Regions from separate parts of the Homo sapiens genome. Here all the other regions are linked to region 4. A link is a contact called in ENCODE Hi-C or POLR2A ChIA-PET data. All regions are on one chromosome and are shown on one strand. The core of a region is the stretch at or near the end of the contact, and the rest is flanking DNA. Distances in the headings are between cores, read along the strand shown. Region 1 holds the start of H2AZ2-DT (H2AZ2 divergent transcript). Region 2 holds the start of NUDCD3 (NudC domain containing 3). Region 3 has its middle 23 kb from the start of C7orf25. Region 4 holds the start of MRPS24 (mitochondrial ribosomal protein S24).

Region 1 (6,190 bases), core at 23-2,522, 980 kb after region 4:
GCGTATCCTTTAGCACCTTCTCTTTTCCCCTCAACTTTAAAATGGGGCTGAAGTTCTATTCACTTTCATTTTTTTAAAGCCACACTCTTCTTATCTAGATCTGAATTTCAGAATGAAAAGATGAATACTTTAAGACTGAAAATCCATAGCAAGGGCAAAGGAAAGTACTGTTGTATAATGAAAACCGCAAACTGCAAGGGGCTCAGAAGATAACGGGCGTTCATTTCTAACCTGTGCAATCACCTAGAACAAATCGTGTGGTTCTGGTCTATAAAACCATTCTTTGTCGCTCAAAAGACCACAAATACAAGCACCCTTTCGCAGAAACCCTCAAACTGACTGCCAGGGAGATTACGTAACCAAACATCGCCAAAGACTTATCTAACTTGTACAGCGGCAGCCTGTTTGACCTCATTCATACAGAGAAGCGATCACATTAAGATCCAGCACTTGTTTCTACATTTCCAAGCCGGATTCTGCCGTCCTCCTCCTTCTAAGACGGGCGGTGCAGCGTCACAAGCGTCGGGACAGATCTATCCGGCTCGGAACAGACTTCGCGCTCTACCCGGCCAGGCCCAGCTCTCACCCGGGGACCCGTGTCGGGCTCCGCAGCTGGGACATGGCGCCCCCCGGCGGGCGGCGAGGGGCTCGGCCGGACGAAGCCCAGACACCCGCAAACTCCCGACTCCACAGGTAGCGGCGCCGACGCCAGGGCCTCCGCGCTCTGCTCTCCCAGGCCCCGTGCCCCCGGCCCACCCGGCCGCCCTTACCATGTTCTCGGCGCCGACTCCGCCTCCGCTCGGCCGCGCGCCCTCCCGCTGCCGACCCGCGCCGCCGCCGCCGCTCTCGCAGCACCGACCGCCGCCGCCGGAGCCGGACAATACCCCGTGCCCGCCTCGCGCTGCTGTGGCCAATGCCCGCTTGTCTTGCTGGTTCGAACCCCAGCGGCTGTTCAATCGCGCGCCTCCTTCTAGCCAGACCCCGCCCCCCCGGCACCGCCTTCCTAACGGCTGTTTGTTTTTGCACACGGCACGCGGAGGCGGGGCCTCCAGCCCCAATAGTGACGCGCTCTCTGCCTTTCACCAGGCGCCCAAGCCTGACGAACAGAAAGGCAAACCAATGAGATTGGACGCCTCGCAGACGAAAGCCAATAAAAATATCGCCCGCGAGCAAGGGAGGCGGGCCACTGGGAAGGACAGCAAAATTAGCTAATAAGGTGAAGCGATTGCAGGCGCTGTGGCTTTCCCGCCCATTCGCGGCGTTGGTTTTCCCGCTTCTGAGACTTGTTTGGGGAGGTAAAGAGTGTTGGACGTGCTTCTCCTGGTGGGTTTTCACAGACTGTGAGGATTTATTCGTCTTAGAACGTGTGGATCAGGAGGGCGCTGGGTTTCAAGGTTAGGCAGGCCTCATGCTCAGCCGTATTCTGGCGGACTGACTACCCTGACGTCCTCTCAGCGCGGACCCTGACAAGGTCCGCGGCAGGCTGAGGCGGGAGAATCGCTTGAACCCCGGAGGCGGAGGTTGCAGTGAGCCGAGATCGCGCCACTGCACTCCAGCTGGGCGACGCATCGTCTCAAAACAAACAAACAAAAACAAAAGCTATCAATTGGCTACATATTGTTATTTGTATGACAAATTCTTTTTCCTTTTTTAGAGATGGAGTCCTGGGACTACAGGCGCGCGCCCCAATGCCCAGCTAACTTTTGTATTTTTAATAGAGACGGGGTTTCTCCGTGTTGGTCAGGCTGGTCTCGAACTCCTGACCTCAGGTGATCTGCCCCCCTTTGCCTCCCAAAGTACTGGGATTACAGGCGTGAGCCACCGCGCCCGGCATGTATTACAAATTCTAAGAACACGAAGATAATGGGGCCGGCTTGGTGGCGCGAACCTGTAGCCTCACCTACTGTCAAGACTGAGACAGGAGGATCTCTTGAGCCCAGGAGGTCGAGGCTGCAGTGAGTCATGATCGCACCACTGCACTCCAGCTTGGGAGACAGAATATACCCTGTCTAAAAAATAATAATAAAAAAAAAGGTAATGGATGAGGCCGATAGTCAGGAATGAAATGACTTTAAACAATTGGGTATGCATGGGATTGGGTATGTGTGTATGTGGGGGCAGAGGGTGGGCATAACCGAAGTCCCATACTCATGTCCCTCTAGGCCTAATACATTTTGCAGACCTCACAGAGCTCAGACTGTTGTGAGCCGTTTTTCTTTTCTCAACCTCTTCAGTGTGTTTATTTTGCTTACATCATTAGGTTAAAATTTGGAGGATAACTCCCAGCTAGAAAGGAAGAAAAGCTCTAAAGTGGAATCGCCTTCCCCCGGAAGCTGTTGTAAAAATTAAAGGATGTATGTGAGTGCACAGGCTCTCCAGCGATCGTTTTTCTTCCACAGTGTTAACACAATTTATTTATTTATTTACTTTTTGAGATGAAGTCTCACTCTGTTGCCCAGGCTGGATGGAGTGCAGTGGTGTGATCTGGGCTCACTGCAACCTCCGCCTCCTGAGTTCAAGCGATTCTCCTGCCTCAGCCTCCTGGGTAGCTGGGACTAAAGGCTCCCACCACCATTCCCCGCTAGTTTTTGTATTTTTAGTAGAAATAGGGTTTCACCATGTTGGCCAGGCTGGTCTTGAACTCCTGACCTCAAGTGATCCTCTCGCCTCAGCCTCCTAAAGTGCTGGGATTACAGGCGTGAGCCACCGCGCCTGGCCTGTTTCCACAATTAAAAAAGGCCCATCACCCTATCATGATCATCTCTATTACAGTCTGGACAATATGAGCTTTCTGGGAGAGCCAGCTTCATTTCATAACTGAAGAAATGGGCTTAGGTGAACTTAGTCATTTGCCTGAGACCGCATAGCCTGTAGATAACCAAGATACCAGCTCACATTTGTTCCAACTCATTCCAGCTTTAAATTCTTTCATTCTTTTCACAGTATGATGCATTGACTGTGCTAGAATGTGTTCTTGGTGTTGGTGAGTTAATAGTGAAAAAAACAAGTTTCTGCCTTAGTGGAGATTCTGTTGTCATAGGATTTTCCCAGGCTGGCACTTTAGAAATTTATATCCAGGCTGATGATAGCTGTTCCAAAGTTTGAATCAGGAGAAGCAACTTTGGGGAAGTGAGTCTTTAAAAAAAGGTAACTTAAATTCAAGAAGAGGAAGAGGGTGAGCTTCTAAGTAAGAATTTGGAAAAATACGGATGAAGGTACAGACAAGTGTGAGGAAGGGTGTCCAGTGAAATAGGAAGGAATGGAGCAATGTGCCCAGATTAATAGAAGCCTCAAAACTAGGTAGAAGAGTGGAGTTACTTCAGTAAAAATAGCCATTGTTAATTCCTGCTCCTCTGTGTTTCTGGCCTCAGTGGATGGCATTACCAATCTACCAAGGCATAAGCCTGTGAGTTATTCCTTTAACAAATCACTCAGTGCCTACTGTTTGCAGGCACTGTGCTAGGTACTGAGGATTTGGTGATTAGCAAAATAGACATTGTCCTTGCCCTTGTGGTCCTCTGCAGCGGGAGTCAGATGTTAAAGAAATAAACAAATACCATATGTGAATTATAATAAGTTCAAGTGTGCTGAAGGAAAAGAACAGGGTGCTTTAAGAGAGAAACAGGGAATGTAGTTTAGCTGGTGTGGGTGGTCCACAAAGAGCATGCAGGCTGGGCGTGGTGGCTCACTCCTGTAATCCCAGCAATTTGGGAGGCCAAGGTGGGTGGATCATCTGAGGTCAGGAGTTCGAGACCAGCCTGGCCAACATGGCAAAACCCTGTCTCTACTAAAAATGCAAAAATTAGCCAGGCGTGGTGGCGCATGCCTGTTATTCCCAGCTACTCAGGAGGCTGACGCAGGAAAATCACCTGGGCCCAGGAGAGCCTGGGAAGCGGAGGCTGCAGTGAGCTAAGATTGCGCCACTGCACTTCAGCCTGGGCGACAGAGCAAGACTCCACTCCATCTCAAAAAAAAAAAAAAAAAGAAGAGTTGCCCTTGTGAAGGGGGGCTGAAAGAAGTGTCCAATAATGTATGAGAAAGCACCTAGCACTGTACCTAGCACATAATATCCAATAAATGTTAACTTCCTTCCTTAACAGGAAAATCATTTTCTCACCACTCTCTACCCCTCAGCCTTCATGTCATTGATTCAGATTTTGATGAAAGTGGAGTTAGGTTGAAAAAGACTGGTTCTCATTGTAGATAATAGTAATCCTTTCACTGATTTATATATCATCACTAAATTATATCATCACTGTAAACACAGATGCCAGAAAAAAGTCTGCCTACTAACAGTTTTATAAACCAAGTGTGTTAGTAAAATTTAGTTTCTAGTGAACTAGGGTAACAAAAAAGGCAAAGATGAGCTCATGAAGAACACCAGTCTAACCAGAAAATGTTATGTATTAGCATCTATAAATGATAAACTACAAACATTGACAAATTATTCAACTTTGGGCTGGGGATGGTAGCTCATGCCTGTAATCCTAAAGCTTTGGGAGGCCAAGGCATGAGTCACCAGGGCAGGAGTTTGAGACCAGCCTGGGCAACATGGCAAGACTCCACTTCTACAAAAATTAAAAGAAAAAAATTAGCTGAGTGTGTGGCACATGCCTGTGATCCCAGCTAGTTGAGAGGCTGAGGTGGGTAGAGAACTTGAGCCCACGAGTTCAAGGCTGCAGTGAGCTATGTATGATTGTGTCACTGCTCACCAGACAGGCAACAGAACCAGACTGTATCTCTAAAAAAAAAATTATTCAATGTTGCTGGATTTAACCCAGTAATATATAGTATAATTGTTCTCAAAGTGTGATCCTTAGACCACCAGCATCAGCATCACTTGGAACTTGTTAGAAATGTATTCTCACCACCACCCCAGACCTGCTGAATCTGACACTGAGGGTGGGACCTACAAGCGCTCCAGGGGATTCTGGTGCATACTGAAATTTAAGAACCACTGGTATAGTATATGCTGCAGTGCACAGTCCAGAGCCCACGTATTCCTTATAAAACTGGAGCACTTGGCCAGGTGTGGTAGCTCATCCCTGTAATCTCAGAACTTTGGGAGGCTGAGGTGGGCAGATCACCTGAGGTCAGGAGTTCCAGACCAGCTTGGCCAACATGGTGAAACCCCATCTCTACTAAAACAAAAATTAGCTGGGTGTAGTGGCATGCGCTTGTAGTCCCAGCTACTCTGGGAGGCTGAGGCAGGAGAATCACTTGAACCCAGGAGGTGGAAGTTGCAATGAGCCGAGATGACGCCACTGCACTCCAGCCTGGGCAACAGAGCAAGACTCTGTCTCAAAAAAACAAAAACAAAAAAACTGGAGCACTTATTTAGCTCCTGGAAGTGTTGACTGATCATTACTCAGGGATCTCTACCCAGGAATTGGACTTGGCCAAAGGAAGCTGTATCGCCCAAGTTTACACTCCTTTTTAGGGGGCCTACCTCCAGTGACTGGTGGATGTAGGATATAGTGCCTAGCTCTTTTGCCTTAATTTGAGACAATTCTGAAGGGCCATTCCAGCTCCAGAGTTTCTTGTGTGATTAGTTTTGACTTGATCTAACTGCATTGAAGTTCAACTTCTGCGTAATCCTACTTCCTCTATTTTCTCCTAGTAATGTCCCCAAGAGCATTCCATACTATTACCTCTTGAAAGCAAATCCCATTTGTTTCCTGGGAAACCTGAACTAAGACAATGACTTTTCTCTGCAAAAATGTAGTCAATTTTTGAGTAGGCAAGATATTCACACGTACAAAATTTCAAAATGTACAAAGGGTATACAGTGAAAAGACTCCCCTGGTGCAGTGGCTCATGCCTGTAATCTCAGCACTTTAGAGGTTAAGGCAGGAGGATCGCTTGAGCCCAGGAGTTCGAGACCAGTGTGGGTGACATAGTGAGACCCACATCTCTGTGAAAAATAAAAAAAATAAGCCGGGCGCGGTGGCTCACGCCTGTAATCCCAGCACTTTGGGAGGCCGAAGCAGGCAGATCACGAGGTCAGGAGATCGAGACCATCCTGGCTAACGCGGTGAAACCCCGTCTCTACTAAAAATACAAAATATTAGCCGGGCGTAGTGGCGGGCGCCTGTAGTCCCAGCTACTCGGGAGGCTGAGGCAGGAGAATGGCATGAACCCGGGAGGCGGAGCCTGCAGTGAGCCGAGATTGCGCCACTGCACTCCAGCC
Region 2 (5,475 bases), core at 1,447-3,946, 620 kb after region 4:
AAATAAAAAAATAAAAAAAAGAACAGGTTCCCAGGATTCACCCTGATCTACCCAACCAAAATATCCAGGAATATGTGCTTTTAAAAGTTCCTTGGCCAGGCGCAGTGGCTCACACCTGTAATCCTAGCACTTTAGGAGGCCGAGGCAGGCAGAACACAAGGTCAGGAGTTTGAGACCAGTCTCGCCAACATGATGAAACCCCATCTCTACTAAAAATACAAAAATCAGCCGGGCGTGGTGGCGCACACCTGCAGTCCCAGCTACTCGAGAGGCTGAGGCAGGAGAATTGCTTGAACCCAGGAGGCGGAGGTTGCAGTGAGCTGAGATCATGCCACTGCACTCCAGCCTGGGCGACAGAGTGAGACTCCATCTCCAGGAAAAAAAAAAAAAAAAAAAGAAAGAAAAAAGTTCCTTAAGCGATGCTGATGGTTGAGAACCACTTCCAGAAAACATGACACCTCTCTTAAGCATCTGCTGGAGACTGTTGTCCCCTTGGTTTCTGTGAAACTTATTGCTCTCCACCAAGATTATTCCCCAAGGCCTGTTCTTCACCTTTGGCTCTTCTCTCTCCCTCGGACCACTCCAGTTGCTCTAGCTCCCAAAAGATCTAGTCCAGTAATTCCAATAGCCTATGGGCAGGGACTCCTACCTGCAACTTCAAGTTCAACCTGTCTAAAACTGAACTTTTTCCCCTAAACCCAGGTGACAGTTCAGTTAACGCATTATCACTATTCCAGTCACCCAAGTTGAAACCTTGGATCATCTTTGACCCATCCCTCCCCTTCCTCCATCCCTGCTCCCCATCTCCACTACTTCATTAGACTGGTCACCAAATCCTAACCTATGGAAGTGTCTTGTAAGAGGTGTTACCAGGTAAATGAGTTACCAGGTTAATGAGTGCTCTGTCAGTTCATCTGTGAAACAAAGACCAACCTCTCAGGTTATATTAAGGGTTAAATAAGATAACGACCCCAGAATATAAAACATCTGATACTATACATATTACTCAGTATATACTCCTTTCTCCTCCACATCTTTCTGCAAACTACAATCAATCTAGACAAAAGTGTTCTCATCCTACTATGGAATGGTTAAACAACAGAACAGGAAGATTTGGAATCCACAAAATGAAATTTTTAGTTTCAGCTCTACGGTGAACTGGCTGTGTGTTCTTGGTCAAATCACTTAACCTTGCTGAATTGGTACGTAAACTTGAAACTTATCTGTTTCACAGAGACACTGAAGATCAAATGGCAAGACTTCATTAACCTGCCATAAGATCCTGCTAAAGGCCACCTCCAACAGCTCTCTCATCACTAAGATGGCACTTATGCCACTGACAAGGACGAGGAATAGCCTTAAGTTCTGAAATTGAATCCTAATGGAACCCCATTCCTCGTTTGGCCCTATTACCCTGGTAGCTACCAAGACATTCAAAGCTTTGGCTTCTGCTGAGGAAAGTAACATCTTACCAACCTGCAGCATGCATTAAGACTTCAGGAGGAAACATCTGAAGCATTTTATAAACTGTAACATCTAGAGAACTGAGGGAGGTATCATCAGCATTTCTATCTTCTTGGGTTTCTACAAATAGGCTTAATACTTGGCTGAATAGTTTCTTTTAATCTCATCAGAAGTCCCACCTCTCTTATAAAAACTTCACTTCTCAACCATCATTTCTATTTCCTTTCTTTACAATGGGCTCCATCAAATAATTGCCCTTAAAAAGTTTTCTATTACTTTCTGGGTTTTCTCTCTTTAACTGTGTCACAAGGAGAGAGAAACCATTACTTAAACACCCGTATCACCCTCACCTGCGGCAACTAAGAGTGTAAACTACATTCAGCAAAAGGTTGCTTACCACTACATTCAAAAGTGCCCAGTCAACTTCACTGAATGAGTATTGACAGCGTTTCCAACATACAATAAACTTAACCTGGAGGGTACGGAATTAAGCTCAAATAGAAATTTTAATAAGCACTACATTGACAGTCTTTGACCTGGGAAGTCACATTTCAAACAAGCGACCACACCCATTGATCAACACAATGCCTCCGTCATCCCCGCCAGCTCAAGTCTTTGGTAGTTCTGGGGCATGCACGTTTCTGTTGCTGTAAATGTCCTTCCTTCTGTCTGGCCTGCATGGATTTCGCTCCCTGACTAGCGGCCCCCAGCACCGTGAGGGGTACGCGCTGGCGGGTGCTGAGTAGGGCTCTTAACAGTCGGCTTACTACTTCTGAAACCTCAGGACGTCCGGAGCGAACACCTCAGCGGAATAAGCTGACATCCAATCCGCGCTTCAAATTACTGAAGCCATTCTCACAAGCTCAACCCCAGGACACCAGGAAAAGGAGGAAACAGGCTGGGAGAGCTTGGAGGAGCGGGCGCCAGGAGTCAGGGCAGGCCGGGGGCGGCGGCTCCCCAGACCGCAGGCCCGCCCGCCTCACCTGCAGCACCAAGGCCTGCGCGGCCCCGGGCGGGAAGCCCATGCGGTCCGATGGGTGGCGCAGCAAGCGATAGAAGTCTGTCTTGCGGTAGAGGAAGCCAAAGAGAACGCGCAGGAAATCCTGGACGTTGCCCACGTGCTGCAGGATGCCCAAAAGGGCCTGGTCATACAGCTCGGCCGCCCCTGTCTCCATGTCGCCTCCCGCCCTAGGTACGCTTCACACACACAGCGCCGCCTCAGACCTGCCGACTGGCCACTTCCGGCGTCCGCAGCCAACGGCTCCGCCGGACGGCGCGGCTGCGGAACTTCCGGTCCGTGCTCGTTCGGCCCCCGCGGCCCCGGGCTGTTTTCCCCAGACCCAGCTGCCCCACGGGCTTTGCCTTGAGGTGGTCTTAGACAAAAGAGCCCGACAAGGGCAGCAAGGAGGTTCCTACGCGGAAGGAAGCCCGTGGCTTCTGCTGCGCTGCGAGGGCTTGACCGCCATGTTTGAAGCGGGCGGAAAAAAATTATGGGGCGTGCAGTGTCACGTGACTGCTCGGATTTTTGTCACGTTGTCTGTGGATCCTTTCTTATTTCTGTGTTGAATTCCAGCCTGGGTATTTGGAACCTATGGTTAAAGATGGGGCTAGGGTAAGCTTTTTGTTAGTGAGCCAGAGACGGGAAAATGCGTATATGTGGGATGTATGGGTTTCTTATTAACAGATCTGTGAGTTAAACTCAGGGCGTTGCATCAGAAGAAAGTCAAGATGACGAAGAAAATAAAGAGTGCATTCAACGTATATTAAGTGGAAAGAGCTAGATTCAGAATAGAGAATCCGTATGCCATCGTTGTGAAATATGTACGTGTATGTGTGTGTATAGTATGTATATACATATATACGTCATATATACATATGTTGTTAGTGTCTGTCAAAGTATAATCTTAAAAAAGTAAAAAGCATGACACTCATACAAATATATCATGAACACATATCCAAGATTTCTTCAGCAAATTAACAATGATATGGTAAAGCTGGTTCAAAAGCATTTTGAGGAAGTGGAGATTAAACATTTTGACAAAGCATTAGAGTAAGATTAGGTTGGATACAAAGCTGGCTGGTGTTCTACAAGATGATAAAACCATAGATTATCATTTCTAGTGTATAGAAATGATTTGCACCTCTTCTAGATTAAAACATGCAAGTTAACATGTCTTCATAGTGTATAAGCTTTAATGAATTGTAAATAAAATCCAACTCAGGTAAATTGCCCTAGAACAGTGGTTCTGAAACTCTTGATTTAGGGACCATTAATCCTCTTAAAATTTGTTGAACATTCCAAAGAACATTTGTTGATATGGGTTATGCTTATCAATATTTACCACATTAGAAATTAAAACATAAAATGTTTAAATATTTATTTAATCATTTTTAAATGACCATAAAACACATTACATGTTAACATACTTTTATGCAAAAAATAATGTTCTTCAAAGCAATAAAAGTTCAGTGAGAGGAGTAACATAGTTTTACATTTTTGCAAATCTCTTTAATGAGCCTACTAGAAGACAGCAAGATTTGGCCGGCACAGTAGCTCATGCTTGTAATCCCAGCACTTTGGGAGGCCGAGGCGGGAGGATCAGGAGTTCGAGACCAGCCTGGCCAACACAGTGAAACCCTGTCTCTACTAAAAATACGAAAATTAGCTAGGCGTGATGGCAGGTGCCTGTAATCCCAGCTCCTCTGGAGGCTGAGGCAGGAGAATCGCTTGAACCCGGGAGGCAGAGGTTGCAGTGAGCCGAGATCACACCACTGCATTCCAGCCTGGGCGACAGAGCTAGACTCCGTCTCCACAAAAAAAAAGAAGACCACAAGATTCTCACATCTGCATTCACTGCAACATAATTTGCATTATGTTGTTTTCATTGAAGTATATGAAAACATGCAACCTCACACAGACAGTTGCAAATGAGAGGAATATTTTGTCTTTTCAAATAAATGTGGCTATTTGTCTTTAAAATGACATCAAAATTCTTCTACAAGCGATAGTTTCTATTTTTTTTATTTTTAAGAGGCAGGGTCTCCCTCTGTCACCCAGGCTGGAATGTAACGATGTGATCATAACTAACTGTAGCCTTGAACTCTTGAACTCAAGCAATCCTCCTGCCTCAGCCTTCTGAGTAGCTGGAACTACAAGCACATGCCACTGTGCCTGGCTAATTTTTAAATTATTTTTATAGAGACGAGGTTGGGCCTACATTGTTCAGGCTGGTCTGAAACTCATGGGCTCAAGCGATCCTCCCCTCTCAGCCTCCCAAAGTGCTGGAATTATAGGTGTGAGCCACTGCACCCAGCCCTGTAACTGGTAGTTTCTTAAAGGTTACTTGCCATATGGAATCTAAAACTGTATCTATAGACTTTTCATACTCTGTTACATTAATATCGATTGGTCTTTCACTTTGAATGGATCGTTAATAAATGCATGATTTTATACCATCATGTATTAATTAGTCATTTGAAAATGTTGGTCCACTGTGTTATGCAGCTCTTCCAAATGTTCACTCGTTTTATGCAACGAGCATATCTTGCCCCCAGATCTTGGTTTCTAATATCATTTCATTATATAATATCAAAAAATAACATTTGTTAGAATTACCACTAAACTCATCAGAGAAGTCTGTCTTTATTGACAAGCACTCAAGCTCATGGAAGCGGGATATGGGTTTTTTGAATTCTAATTTTAGCTTAAAAACTTGAACTTTATTATTGGAAGTAGATACAATCAATTATTTTCCTTGAAGAGACAGGCTCACTTCATTCTGTCATTCAAGTAAAAATGATGCTCTGTGACTTGTTCAATTGGCAACTCAATCACACAAGTGCTTTGCATCAGTGCAACCATTTTGCTTCAGTATGAGGCAGACATGTCTTATGTGTACTTCTCTTTTAATCATGCACTATTAAAAAGACTTGTTCTCAAGTGGAGAACTTTTAATAAAACAACTTTTAATAAAATTAATAATTAAATGCTATCAGGAGCATTCTTAAGTG
Region 3 (5,663 bases), core at 1,092-3,591, 980 kb before region 4:
ACTAGGACTAATTGTAAAACTATAATCAAGAAAACTTTCCTGAGGAAAAAAAAAAGTTCTGAATCTACATATGGTAAAGAGACAGCACATGTATGAAAAATAGACCGCAAAAGATATCTTAACAAATTATTGTAATTTATAGAACACTAAAGCCCAGACTTCACCACTACACAATATATCCATGTAACACAACTGCACATGTACTCTCTAAATCTATAAAAATAAAAATAAATGATCAGTAATGATGGCCCAATGGATACCTTCCAGAAGAAATGGAATCAGTCTTCCCCCTTGTGGATAACTAGCAAAAGTACCTTATTTTCCCCACTAAAAGTTACATGTTAGAGTTTTGAGGGAACCACAGGCTATGTGTTTTTTCCTTCTCATCTAAAGGTAATAGGAAGTCATTTTATATAAAATTTGTGAGCCAGACACGGTGGCTCATGCCTGTAATCCCAGCACTTTGGGAGTCCAAGGCAGGCAGATCACTTGAGCCCAGGAATTAGAGACCAGCCTGGGCAACATGGTGAAACCCCTTCTCTACTACAAATACAAAAAATTAGCTGGGTGTGGTGGCACATGCCTGTAGTCCTAGCTACTCAGGAGGCTGAGGTGGGGGTTTCACTTGAGTCTGGGAGTTATAGGCTGCAGTGAGCCCTCCTGGAACCAGCACCAATGAACTACAGCCTGGGCCACGGAGTGAGACCCTGTCTCAAAAAAATATATATATAATAATAAGAAATTAAATTAAATTTGTGATAAAGTACACATATCTCTGTAATAGCTAGCTGGCTTTATGACTGGTATTTTAAAATAGCACAATTTTTTAAAAAGTAAAATGAGTCAAAGAGAACAAAATGGAGGAACATTTACAAGAAAGCAAGGAAAGTGTGAAGTGAGGCTTCTATAACCAAGCAAGATTCCTTCACATATCCAAGCTATGGAGAAACAGTTTTGAACATGCTGGAACTCAGGGGATGCTGACCCATGAGCTTTTTTCAAGAAACCTGACACCTGGGAAAACTGGTGAAACAAGATTAATAGTGAGTGTTTAATATATTTAACTGAAGATCTAAGACTAAACCAAAGGTAAGATAAGAATCAAAGGATGATATAGAAACATGTTCTCTGACAAAGTCAGAAAAAAGCACAACCTAAAAAAAGAAAGAGAGGGAAAAGCATAATTAGCTCAATGATTTACTTACAAAAGTTGGGAAACAAATGACATCATTTCAAGCTACCAAAAAAAAAAAGCAGAAGCTTAAATATATTTAGGTGCACAGAGTGCAAGTAAAGAAAGAGAATATGCATTATTCTAATCATTAAAATTGAATGGCAGAGAAAGGAAGGAAAGAGGAGTTTGCAAAACAAATTATATTCTTCTTGCTTACAGTAGAGACCCAGTCAATATTATCTAAAGGAAAGAAGGAAGAATGGGTATTATAAAAACGTCAGTACTAATACAAAAGTTCAAACATTTCCAATTATCAAAAGCAAAAAACAGAACAGAAAAACTAAGAAAACAGAACACATGGCAAAAGTTTTTTATAACTCTTTTTGAAAAAAATGAAGCATTTTTTAATGCCAGAACTGGGTATAAACATGTGGTGAGAGCTTATAATTTTATGTTGCCTTGGCATCCATCTTAAAATATGTTTTAACTTTCTCATACCAGAAGCAGGGCTCAGTCAGCCTTGACACCGTTTCTAATACTATTCCCCACTGGAATGGCTCCAGTTGGTGGCCAGAGATACTGCTTCATTTCAAGGAACCATTCAGACATTTGCCTGCAAACTTAACGTGACCGCCTCTCAGTCAGGGGGACCTCCTGGAACCAGTGCCTGCTTGCTTTAAATTCAACAATTAAACCTGTTTGGATAACACTCTGAACCCAATAAAGGTATTGGTCTACGGGTCCCTTCTCTCTCTCTCTCTCTCTCTCTCTCTCTCTCTCTCTGCCTGTACTCCTTGGTGTGTGGTGTGTGTGTGTGTGTGTGTGTGTGTGTGTGTGTGTGTGTGCGCGCGCGCGCGCCCGCGCTCCCTCCAGGATCTGTAAGTACCAAAAACGCTTAAACTTTCACACTGCGGTTGTGTCACTGAAGCAGTGCCTGAAATCTAATCCCTGAGTGTGACGCCGCCCCAAAGGGCCCCAAGCAGGTAGATCCCATGCTGATGCTCTTTTATCCTGGCCTCTCAGCTGTTGAGGAGAGTAATTGCCGGGCTAAACTGATAAAGTTTCATTCCAAACAATTAGCCTAGTCTGCAGGATTGCAGTCGCGGCTTGGACACCATCCCGGTGTCTGTCCCCCGCAGAGGGCTTGCTACCTTGCTGTATCAGCTGGCCCAGCAGGTCTGGGGCCGCGCGCTGCTTACAGGCGCTGGATCTCGCTGCTCGTCGCTGCGCGCTACTAGGTCCTGCTGTCGTCCGAGTCGCCTCCGGGACTCTCCGGAATTGTAGCGGCTGTAGCCGGCTCCTTGCCTGCGGCGCGGAGGGCAGGTCCCAGTGGTAGGAGGATGTGTTCCCTTTGCAGAATCAGACCCCCTCCTGGGACTGTGGGGACCCTCTGTCGCCGGCCTCCATTGGAGGATGCGTTGTCCCTGGAGCTGGGTGCGCTGTTGCGTGACCTGGGGCCTGGGTGGTGGGCGGGCCTGTCCATGGCAAAGGGCACGGCTGCGCGCTACTTCCCGAGAACCCGCCAGCAGGCTCTTGGGAAGCAGCGATTTCTCCTTAGTCACAGTCAGAGAGGGTGATGCGACACACTGGGCTTCACTGTGCTCGTGAAGCGGAGCCAGGGTGAAAGGATCATATGGCCTAACCCTAACCCTAATGGGAGTAACTTCACCTGCGTCCCACAGGCCCCGCAAGAGTGACGCTGCCAGGCAGGCGCCGCCCTGTTCGGTTCCTGCTGCTGTCGCTCCTCGCTCCCCACCACCTCCAGAGCTCCGGTGGGTCACCATGGAAAGGGAAGCCGCTGCCTGCAAGGCCAGCAGACACAGAGGTCACCCTCCAATTTTTTCGGGTAACATTCTGTAAGGACAGAACACCAGGAGGCTACTCCTACCACCAGGAGCATGTCAGGTAAACATCCAGAGAGATGAAGGAAGAAAAAATTTTATTTTAGCCACCAAGAAATACAAGCCGTTCTAAAGATTATACTTAAAAGAAAAAAAAAACAAAAAAAGGAAGGAAAAAGGGGACCGATGATCTTGCAATCACGGAAGTTGTAGAGAGCTGGCTGCCTAGAGACACTGTGCCCTTCCCTCCTCCCTCTTTTCCTCTTATCAACCAGAGGCAGAGACTAAGAATGCCTTCAAGCAACTAAAGCCTAAAATAAAAAAGAAAGAAAAGAGGAAGAGGGAGAGGGAGGGAGAGAGAGAGAGAGAGAGAGAGAGAGAGAGAGAGAGAGAGAGACTGTTGCTTTATGCTATTACAAGTCCAAGAAAAAAAAAAAAAGAGATGAACTTTAAACTTTAAATACTTAGCAGCTGCCAGGTCTAGCAAACATGCTAGCCCTAGATCACTTACTGATTTATAAACAAACCCCTAGATACAGAGGGGGAAAAAGGTAATTAAATAAAAGTTATATATAATATTTTAACATAAATATATGTTGATAAATGGTGTATATGATATATTTGCATCTTTTGATATAGTTAGAAGTTCATAATGCATATAGCAATTTATATATCAAAGAATTTACATAACAAAAAGATTAAAAAGGACACGTACTGGCTTTGTGCTTCTACAAGGTCAGTTCTAATTTAACTTTAACAATTTGTTAAAATGCACTAACAAAAATGCATGGACTTAATATTGGGGCTCAAATTATATTTATACCTGGGGAATTCCACTAAACTTAAACACTCTGCCCATGTAATCTTGAGCAGGTAACTGAATATAATATTTTGTAAATGAATATGCCTTGCATATTCATTTGTAGCATGGCCTAAATTTCCCATAGTTATATATCCATTGCTGTAAGATATTCTATATTAGGCAGAGATGCTCTGACACAATAAATAACAAATTAAAATTAAAGTAAGTCTTTGGCACTTACAAATTGACTTAATAAAATGGAACCCCTTGTACCCCCAGTTAATATAGTTAATATGGCCCAAAGTAAGTTGAAATGGATTAAAACCAATTCTAAAAAACCTATTAATAAAGGCGTGATTATTCCCACTTCCCCATTTAACAGCCCTTTCATTAGGGCCCCTATATCCAATACCTAATATTATTAAAATTGCTGATTCCGTTCAATCAACAACTGGTAAATATTTTGCTCTTGTGGATTTGGCTAACGTGCTGTTTCAATAGCGTCTTCACTGCAGTTCGCCTCCTCCTCTAAAAGAACACAGTACACCTTTTCAGACCTCTGCAGCTGTGTCATCACATGCAATCTTTAATTAATCTTAACGACATCCACCTTCTCCAGGAGCACTGGTATGAGAGTACATCCAGGACATTCTCAGCCAAGGAGACTCACTTAATACATACATTGATGACATTCGAGACCAATATTTCTTAGTACTTTTGGGTTTTGGTGGCAACATATTCCTCATTTATAAATTTTACTTCTAAATTAAAGTCTACAGACACTCCTGTAAGTGACTTCTTAAAAAAAAAAAAAGCCTTTACTGTAGAGTCTTCTCAACCTTTTCAAATGCCTCCTGCAATCTCTGGATATTTAGGATAGCTATCAGTTGCCCCAGGATTTCTGATACGAGATATTGCCCCTGTTGGCCTCATGCTATACAGCATTAATACAATAGATGACTGGCCCCCACTTACTGGGCTGTCCCAGAAATAGAGGCTCTCCCAGACCCTGAGCCTGTGACCCTCTATACCCAGCTGCCCATTATGCTTTGGGCCATGGAAACAGACCCCACAAGCTCAACACAGCTACTGAGGCTCCCTAAGACAGATGGGAACAAACCTGGGTCCTCTGGTATATTCTACCCACAGGAGGGTATAGCTTCCCCTGTTCTAAGCCCCTTGCCAGACGCCAGGGTGCTGGAGGATGACATCCCTCCCCTAAACCCCTTGACTACTAGGAAGCCCTGTGGATTAACTGAGTGACCAGTAAAGGGAGTTCATAGACTATGTGAATGGCACTGCCAGCCCCTGTGCATGGTGGAGCCTAGTGGAATGTGCTGCTTTCCATTCCTTAGCCAGGATGTCCCTAATAAAGGATGGGGCCCAAATACAACGCACGTGGCCAAAACTCCAGGTGGTCATCTTAGCACTGGATACCCTGGTCAACAACTGGTCCTGTCTTCATGTTTATTATAAACTATTAGGCCATTACTGAAAAATTGGCCCCTCAAGGATAAAAAAAAAAAAAAGAAAAAGAAAATCTCTGGGAATCTCTTACTTCGCACTCACCCAAAACATAAATTAGAATCATACTTCTCCACTTAGAGTTGAGGCCACAATGCAAGGCCGTGCTAGCCATGCCTTATTCCCTTCAGAGTCATGGCTGTTACTAACAGTAACCAAGGCACACAATTCACTTCTTAGAACACATCATGCTGGGCTCCTGAGGAACATTCAATAGAACTTTCATGTCCATGACAGGTCCCAAATGACTGGTCTCAATAAGAGACATCATGATGGTTTAAACAACTCCTTTTCAAACTTCAATACCACAAATAAACTAAAG
Region 4 (6,168 bases), core at 2,117-4,616:
CGAATAGCTGGGACTACAGACGCCCGCCACCATGCCCAGCTAATTTTTTGTATTTTTAATAGAGACGGGGTTTCACCTTGTTAGCCAGGATGGTCTCAATCTCCTAACCTCGTGATCTGCCCATCTCGGCCTCCCAAAGTGCTGGGATTACAGGCGTGAGCCACCGTGCCCAGCCTGTTTTGATTCTTAAAAACTAACACTGAATGGGTCTTTCCATCTTGAGAAAAAACAAAGAACTTTTAGGCAAAGTGCTTGACAGAGTGATTGATTGGCACAGGTACTCACCAAACTGTAGCTATGAATTAAACTTCAAACAACTGGCGTCAGCCTTCCTGCAAACCCTGGAGCATCGTCAAAGAAACGCTACTCTAGTTCCCTCATCCAAGAGTAAAAACAGAGAGGCAAGACAAGATAGAAGGTCTTTATTCAATAGCAGATGAGAGACTATGCCTCAGTCCTCTGAGGGGATGCATTTCCCCCACATACCATTCCTTTCCCACGTTTCCATTCTCTGCAGGCTACAGCTTGATGGAAAAAAGGGGATTGTTCTAGAGGTACTTATACACAACCTTTGAGGGCACAGTTTGGAGGTGGAGTCGCACAGGACATTTGTAAAAGTAGGACAGCAAAGTTTCACTGTAGCCCACGAGGAAGTAGTACTTGTGTGGAGACAACTGCCTCAGGACCACGGCACAGATCTCCAACTGGTTACCCCGGCGCTTTAAAACCAGCTGGTCAGCCAGGCAGCCTGGGAAGGTACCCCACATGAACTTGCGAAGGAAAACATCCTCCACCGTTCGCTCTGCGGCATGGTCCTCTCCATCCAGGTTACCTGAAGAGGGAAGGGCATAATAGAAGAATCAGCCTCATTGCCCCAGGGCCCTGCCATAACTCCAGAGTCAACATCCAAAAGCGCTGAGCACAATCCCACCCTTCACCCCCAGCCTCTTCTCTTTTCTTCTGCTAATGGAATAAGAAAAATAACACTTTAAAGTTCAAAGTATGTTATGTCATTAATTCCCAAGCCAATTCAGTTTAGTAGGTATTATCATTATCCTTATTTTACAAAAAGGAAGATGGAGGCCTGAGTCAGGGTACAAAACTCAAGATGATGCCACCACATCTAGCCCCTTTCCTGCTTTCTTGGCTGCCTTATAAAAACACTGGTCATCCCATGGGCCAGAAAGATGAGGCTACCAGCTATTTTTGAGATTAGGGACATGAGCTAGGCCCAGGGCTTCCACCAGTGGGTTCCTCAGTGTGAACTGTGGATCCCCTGCAGCCCTTACAATGTCCACTAAGAGTCTGCACACCTACATCCAAACCTCAGACCAGAACCTGAAAGAGTGGGAGACAAGCATCTCTCTCTCTTTTTTTTTTTTTTTTTTTTTTTTTTTGAGATGGAGTCTCACTCTGTCGTCCAGGCTGGAGTGCAGTGGCGTGATCTCGGCTCACTGCAACCTCCGCCTCTTGGGTTCAAACAATTCTCTGCCTCAGCCTCCTGAATAGCTGGGATTGCAGGCGCCCGCCACTACGCCCAGCTAATTTTTTTGTATTTTTAGTAGAGATGGGGTTTCACCATCTTGGCCAGGTTGGTATTGAACTCCTGACCTCAGGATCCACCCTCCTCGGCCTCCCAAAGTGCTGGGATTACAGGCGTGAGCCACCGTGCCAGGCAAGCATCTGTATTTTAAGTAAGTTCTCTAGATGCATCTCAAACATCCAAGAACCCCTGTACTAAACAAAGCACAGTTGGTTATCAATTGTTCACAATAGTTATATTCTATAAAGTCACTGCCAACACTGACTTAGTGAATACTGAACCATTGCTCCTAGGTGAAATACAGGGTTAGATTCCTTTCAGCCTCTGGGCACCGTATTTTTGTTAACAAATCAATACATAACCTAGTTTCCTTTGTGTTTCTGTTTAAAGACACCTTGTTTAATATATATGGTAGATTCACTAACATTGAATTCAGGGCCAAGAGCAACTCATGACTGAAGAAAGATTCTCTAATACATGTATGTTCTCCCTAAGGCACGTCACAGCCTTCTCCCGCTTAGGAACACTAGATAGCACTTCAGCATTGCAAGGCCATTTTAAACAGCAAAATCACTAACAAAAAGCACGAAAATGCAAATTAAAAAAAAAAGATTCTAGACCATAAAAAGGACACCTTTTACAGTACGAGAGCTGAAACTAGGCAGAGCCTTGTCGACCTCAGCTCGGGACATGCACCTGGGGTGGCAGCTCCACCCACATCTCAGAGTGACCTTGAGAGTGCCCAGAGTGTTGATTTGGGGCTTACAAATAAATTTTAGTCAGTAGAAGAATCTGAAAATATGGAATTCATGAATAACGAGGGTTGTCTGTATATATTTACAGAGAAAAATTTGTGCTTTAGTGGAAAACTGCATTCCTTAGAGCACACTGTTCAGGGTTATCAGATTCTGCAACGGTTTCACTCCTTTCCTTGACTCTGAGCTATTTTACAGCTCTGTAAATTACAGATAACTGACAGGAATGCAAAATAATTCTTGTCTGTAGACATGCAAATAATTTCTGTTCAGTGGAGGATCAATTGAGTCCCTGCCTGCCATGGAAAAAGTCAGTTTTGCATCCATCTTCAAATTTGTTTCAACATCCTGATCTATATATATCTCTGCTTTTTTATGTCTCCCTTGAGTTGGTTTCATAGATTTCTGACCCTAGCATTATTTCCTGAGTTAAAGAAAACCTGTGACACGTGTTCATTTTGTTTACATGACAGTCGGATTGAGTGCTCCTTTTGGAGGCCTGGGGTCCGCTCACCTGTGTGCAGCGACAGCCAGCCTTTACGGTGGGCGATGTAGTGCGGCGCGTGTGCCTCCTCGTAGGTCACCGGCTTGTCCCCCTTGCTTACGCGTACTCGGGCCGCCCGGTTCTAGGAGCAAAAGGGGCCGTGACTCCACGAGATCCCCGATCCAGACCCCTACTTCGCGCCATGTCCCCCCAGTCAGCTGGCACTGTTCCCCGGCCCCAATCCCCTGATCCCTAAGCCCCGACCCTAGCCCCGCCTCGGACCCCAGCGACACGCCCCCTTCAGCCCGCACGGCTTCCCCGGCCCCCGGCCCCCCGGCCCCCAGGCCCCCAGGCCCCTGCCCCGGCGGTGCTCACCTTGGCGCAGACCGGGGAGGTGTGCAGGGCGCGCCAAGCGCAAGGCAGCTCTCGGCTCCAGGACAGCACCTGTGGAGGGAGGGCGCGTGAGGCGGAAACTAGGGACCCCACCTCCGACTCGCAGGGACCTGCCGAGTCGCCCCACTCACCCGTGGCCCCAGCAACCCGCTGCACACGGAGGCCGCCATCTTGGGCCAAGCGGAGCGCGGGACGTACCACAGCGCGCTGAGGGGTGGGGACGACCGCGGACGAGACCAAGTCGGAGCTCGTACTCTGTACTCTGGCGGGGGCGGGGCAGGGCCTCTGCGGGGCGGGGCCGCGGTATGCTGCTAGCTGTTACTCCCGCCTTCCCCGCAGCCCTGTGAATGCTCAGCCTTGTGAATGCTCATCCCGCCGCTGTTCGCTCTCCCGCGGTTGCTGCTTGCATAGGGTTTCAGATCCGGAAATTTGAGGATGCGAAACGTGAGATTTTCTCTTCGACAACCTCACGCTAGTACGGGTGATGGGTGTGCGGCCCACCGGAGCCCGCCCTGCCCAACCTGCACCCTCGGGGCTCGAAGAGGAGCCAAGCGTTTCCCCAGGTCCTAGTTATGCCTCCAAATAATATTCGTAGAAAAACAAAACAGAAAAACCCTCCAGACTTTTATCCACAAATAAAGAAGAAACATATTTTGGTTAAAACGTCACCCAATTCTTCAAGGATGACTTACGCAGTTATGCAAGAATGGGTTTGCCACATGTGACCACAGTGGTGACTGGCCCCTGAGGAAGGAAAATTTTAAGTACGGGGAAGGGGCCGGAGGGCAAGGAGATTCGTGAGAATATCGCAGGGCCTGTAATGCTGAAACCAGTGCGTCGCCACTATTATTGGTATCCAGTAATTATTAATGTCAAACGGAAAAATAGCAACGCGGGATATTTTATTTTAGAAGTCACCACGGTCATGGAAAAAACACGGGCTCTGGAGTCAGACCCATGTATAACAATCTTTGTACAGTTAAGACTCAGTTCTATTATCTATAAAATGGGCCTTAATAATAGTACTACCTTATAGAGCTATTAGGATCAAGAGAATATTTAATCAATGATGGGTTGTGTTTGGTTGAGTGATGTGAAATTGCCAATGTTTTGGCCGTTCTGGGTCTACATCATTCCCCTTAATGGTACAGTACTTGCATACTGCTGCGGTTTCCTGTCAGGGGGAGGACTGGATTATGATCCATGGGAAGGGGAAATGGAAGAACGGTGGAAATGAGTTGCCCATGACCACACTGAGAAGAGGGAAAGAGGGACCAAGACACAAGTCTCTTGACTTCAGTCCAGCCCATTTCCCATGACCAAGATTCCTCTGATTACATGAAGGTGGGTTCTCAAAAAACCCGTAATAAAAGGACAAGGTCTTCCATGTCCACTTCACCAGAAATGTTTTATTCTTACTTTTTAGGAACTGCGGCCCCCAACTGTTATGCATATTGAATAAAGGGACAGAACAGGGATGAGGTGCCCTCCAATGCATACTTTGCAAATGTAAGAACTTTCAACATTTCCTAAGAAATCCTTTTCAACTGACAATTATTTTTTAAAGTTTTCATAATGTTCAATAATTTTATAATTGTTAAGTTTCATTAATTTGCTCCAAGGTGGTGAGGAACATGGGATGTGGCATCTGAATTGCCTGAGTCCAAATCGTGGACCCAATGCTTCCTGGCTGTGTAATTTGGACAAGTGACTGAACCTTCTGAGCCTCGGTTTCTCTCATCTGTAAACTGGGGACAATAATGGTGGTTGTGAGAAGTACAGTATGATGTGCCTGGCAGAGGGAGAGAGCAGTTGTGGGTTTTGTTGTTGTTTTTAACGAGTCCCTGATAGCCACATATCCCGTTAGGGAGATGAGCCAGCTATTGAGGGTTCTGTGAGAACTCATAGCAACACCACCCTAATCAGAGGAAAGGGGAAGGAGAAAGGGAAACAAGATCCTTGGGCTGATCAGAGGCAGAGGTGGCAATGGCACAACACCTATTGGGGCCCAAGGTGGGCAGGGGCCACACCACGAAGGCTGTGGTTGGGAATCAAGTTTAGCCCATAAAGCAGTAGGCAATCAAATGATCAAATTTATGCTTTCCTCTATTCAAGCCATTCTCCCTTATGCCTGAGATCTCTCTCTGGAATTCCAAACCGATCTAGATCTTTCCAAGCATCACAATGGCCATTTCAGTGGCAGACATTTCTGGGGTTCAAATATCTTGTTATCTATCCTTTATTAGCTTTGTTTATACTGTGATTGGGGGAAAGGGGACGTGTCGGTCTTTACATGATTAAAATTACTTAAAATGACTTTTATACATCAGTATGAATGTTATATTGTTTTAAATAATCAGCAGAAAAATCTGACTGGGGATGTTTTATTTTTCTGTAACTTCCATTTGTTGTTGTTTTGATGCACTTTCCTTCTCCTATTAATTCCATAAAGGAGGCAGTATTTCCAGGCTTCACAGAGCAGAAGATGGAGGCTCACAGACTCACCTGAGGTTACAGAAGTAGTAAATGGTAGCAGGCCTTTTTGCTCCAAAGCATGTGCTCTTTCAGTATCACTTCCTGGGGGTGAGGGTTCAGACCATGTTAGGATCAGGGAATGGCCTGGGTTTCTGTGGCTTGCTGCAGACAGCTCCCAAGTGGCCCTCAAGGACTGCCTGGACATGGAAAGGCCAGGAGCATATGACCCCATGTGAAAGACCCATCTGCACCCTTCCTGGAGCCTAATGCAGAGACAGGGATGTAAAACTGCTTTTTCTCTGACATGAGCCTTTGTTCTGTACATAATAACCAAGAACCAGAAGTTGCTCCTATGCTCTCAAAGCAGTGATTTGCAATTGCATGACAGAGCCCCCTGGGTTCCACACCACCTCTGTGGGGAGAGGGCAGGCACTCACACTTTTAAAATGCCCCTTAGATGATTTCAATTTGCAGTCGGGGCTGAGAACCAGTGTCCTGAACTCACTCAGTTTATTTGG

Evidence for each region. Hi-C counts contacts between places; a loop is a spot of excess contacts on that map. ChIA-PET counts read pairs that join two places held with the same protein, here RNA polymerase II (POLR2A). Pooled maps may share reads with other maps.
Region 1: a loop to region 4 is called in a pooled map, with 9 times the contacts of the local background. The contact joins the promoter of H2AZ2-DT here to the promoter of MRPS24 in region 4. A Hi-C loop is called at or near these places in 6 of 50 pooled maps.
Region 2: a map of CD8-positive, alpha-beta T cell shows a loop between it and region 4 (19-fold over the local background). The contact joins the promoter of NUDCD3 here to the promoter of MRPS24 in region 4. A Hi-C loop is called at or near these places in 3 of 168 maps with a recorded cell type or tissue (B cell, CD8-positive, alpha-beta T cell and gastrocnemius medialis) and 10 of 50 pooled maps. POLR2A ChIA-PET finds 5 or more read pairs at or near these places in 2 of 52 experiments (CD4-positive, alpha-beta T cell and naive thymus-derived CD8-positive, alpha-beta T cell).
Region 3: a pooled map shows a loop between it and region 4 (27-fold over the local background). The contact joins the enhancer-like site here to the promoter of MRPS24 in region 4. A Hi-C loop is called at or near these places in 4 of 50 pooled maps. POLR2A ChIA-PET finds 5 or more read pairs at or near these places in 5 of 52 experiments (A549, PC-9, activated B cell and 2 more).

The regions. Positions count from the first base shown.
Region 1 is chr7:44,847,199-44,853,388 of GRCh38, forward strand. H2AZ2-DT (H2AZ2 divergent transcript) reads left to right here and starts at 1,273. Exons shown (of 2, transcript NR_187581.1): 1 at 1,273-1,323; 2 at 2,261-2,367. H2AZ2 (H2A.Z variant histone 2) reads right to left here and starts at 889. Exons shown (of 5, transcript NM_012412.5): 1 at 771-889. The coding sequence starts at 773. RefSeq lists enhancers at 472-1,029, 1,030-1,588 and silencers at 515-904, 1,165-1,224.
Region 2 is chr7:44,487,962-44,493,436 of GRCh38, forward strand. It overlaps NUDCD3 (NudC domain containing 3), which reads right to left and starts at 2,697. Exons shown (of 6, transcript NM_015332.4): 1 at 2,448-2,697. The coding sequence starts at 2,639. RefSeq lists silencers at 2,279-2,448, 4,514-4,640.
Region 3 is chr7:42,886,075-42,891,737 of GRCh38, forward strand. No RefSeq gene overlaps it. Among named protein-coding and RNA genes, the nearest start is that of C7orf25, 23 kb to the right of the region's middle. RefSeq lists enhancers at 2,302-2,845, 2,441-2,490 and a silencer at 2,311-2,360. Within about 2 kb of position 2,342, at least 34 of the 41 ENCODE cell types and tissues checked have a DNase peak (open chromatin) inside an H3K27ac peak, as active enhancers do; they include PC-9, where a contact is called at or near this core.
Region 4 is chr7:43,866,151-43,872,318 of GRCh38, forward strand. It overlaps MRPS24 (mitochondrial ribosomal protein S24), which reads right to left and starts at 3,367. Exons shown (of 4, transcript NM_032014.3): 1 at 3,307-3,367; 2 at 3,158-3,226; 3 at 2,813-2,924; 4 at 408-832. The coding sequence starts at 3,345. The coding sequence ends at 549. URGCP-MRPS24 (URGCP-MRPS24 readthrough) reads right to left here. Exons shown (of 7, transcript NM_001204871.2): 5 at 3,158-3,226; 6 at 2,813-2,924; 7 at 408-832. The coding sequence ends at 2,836. It overlaps LOC124901620 (a long non-coding RNA gene), which reads left to right and starts at 3,496. Exons shown (of 2, transcript XR_007060296.1): 1 at 3,496-4,684; 2 at 4,798-5,492. RefSeq lists silencers at 3,079-3,138, 3,439-3,498, 5,766-5,941 and an enhancer at 3,729-3,848.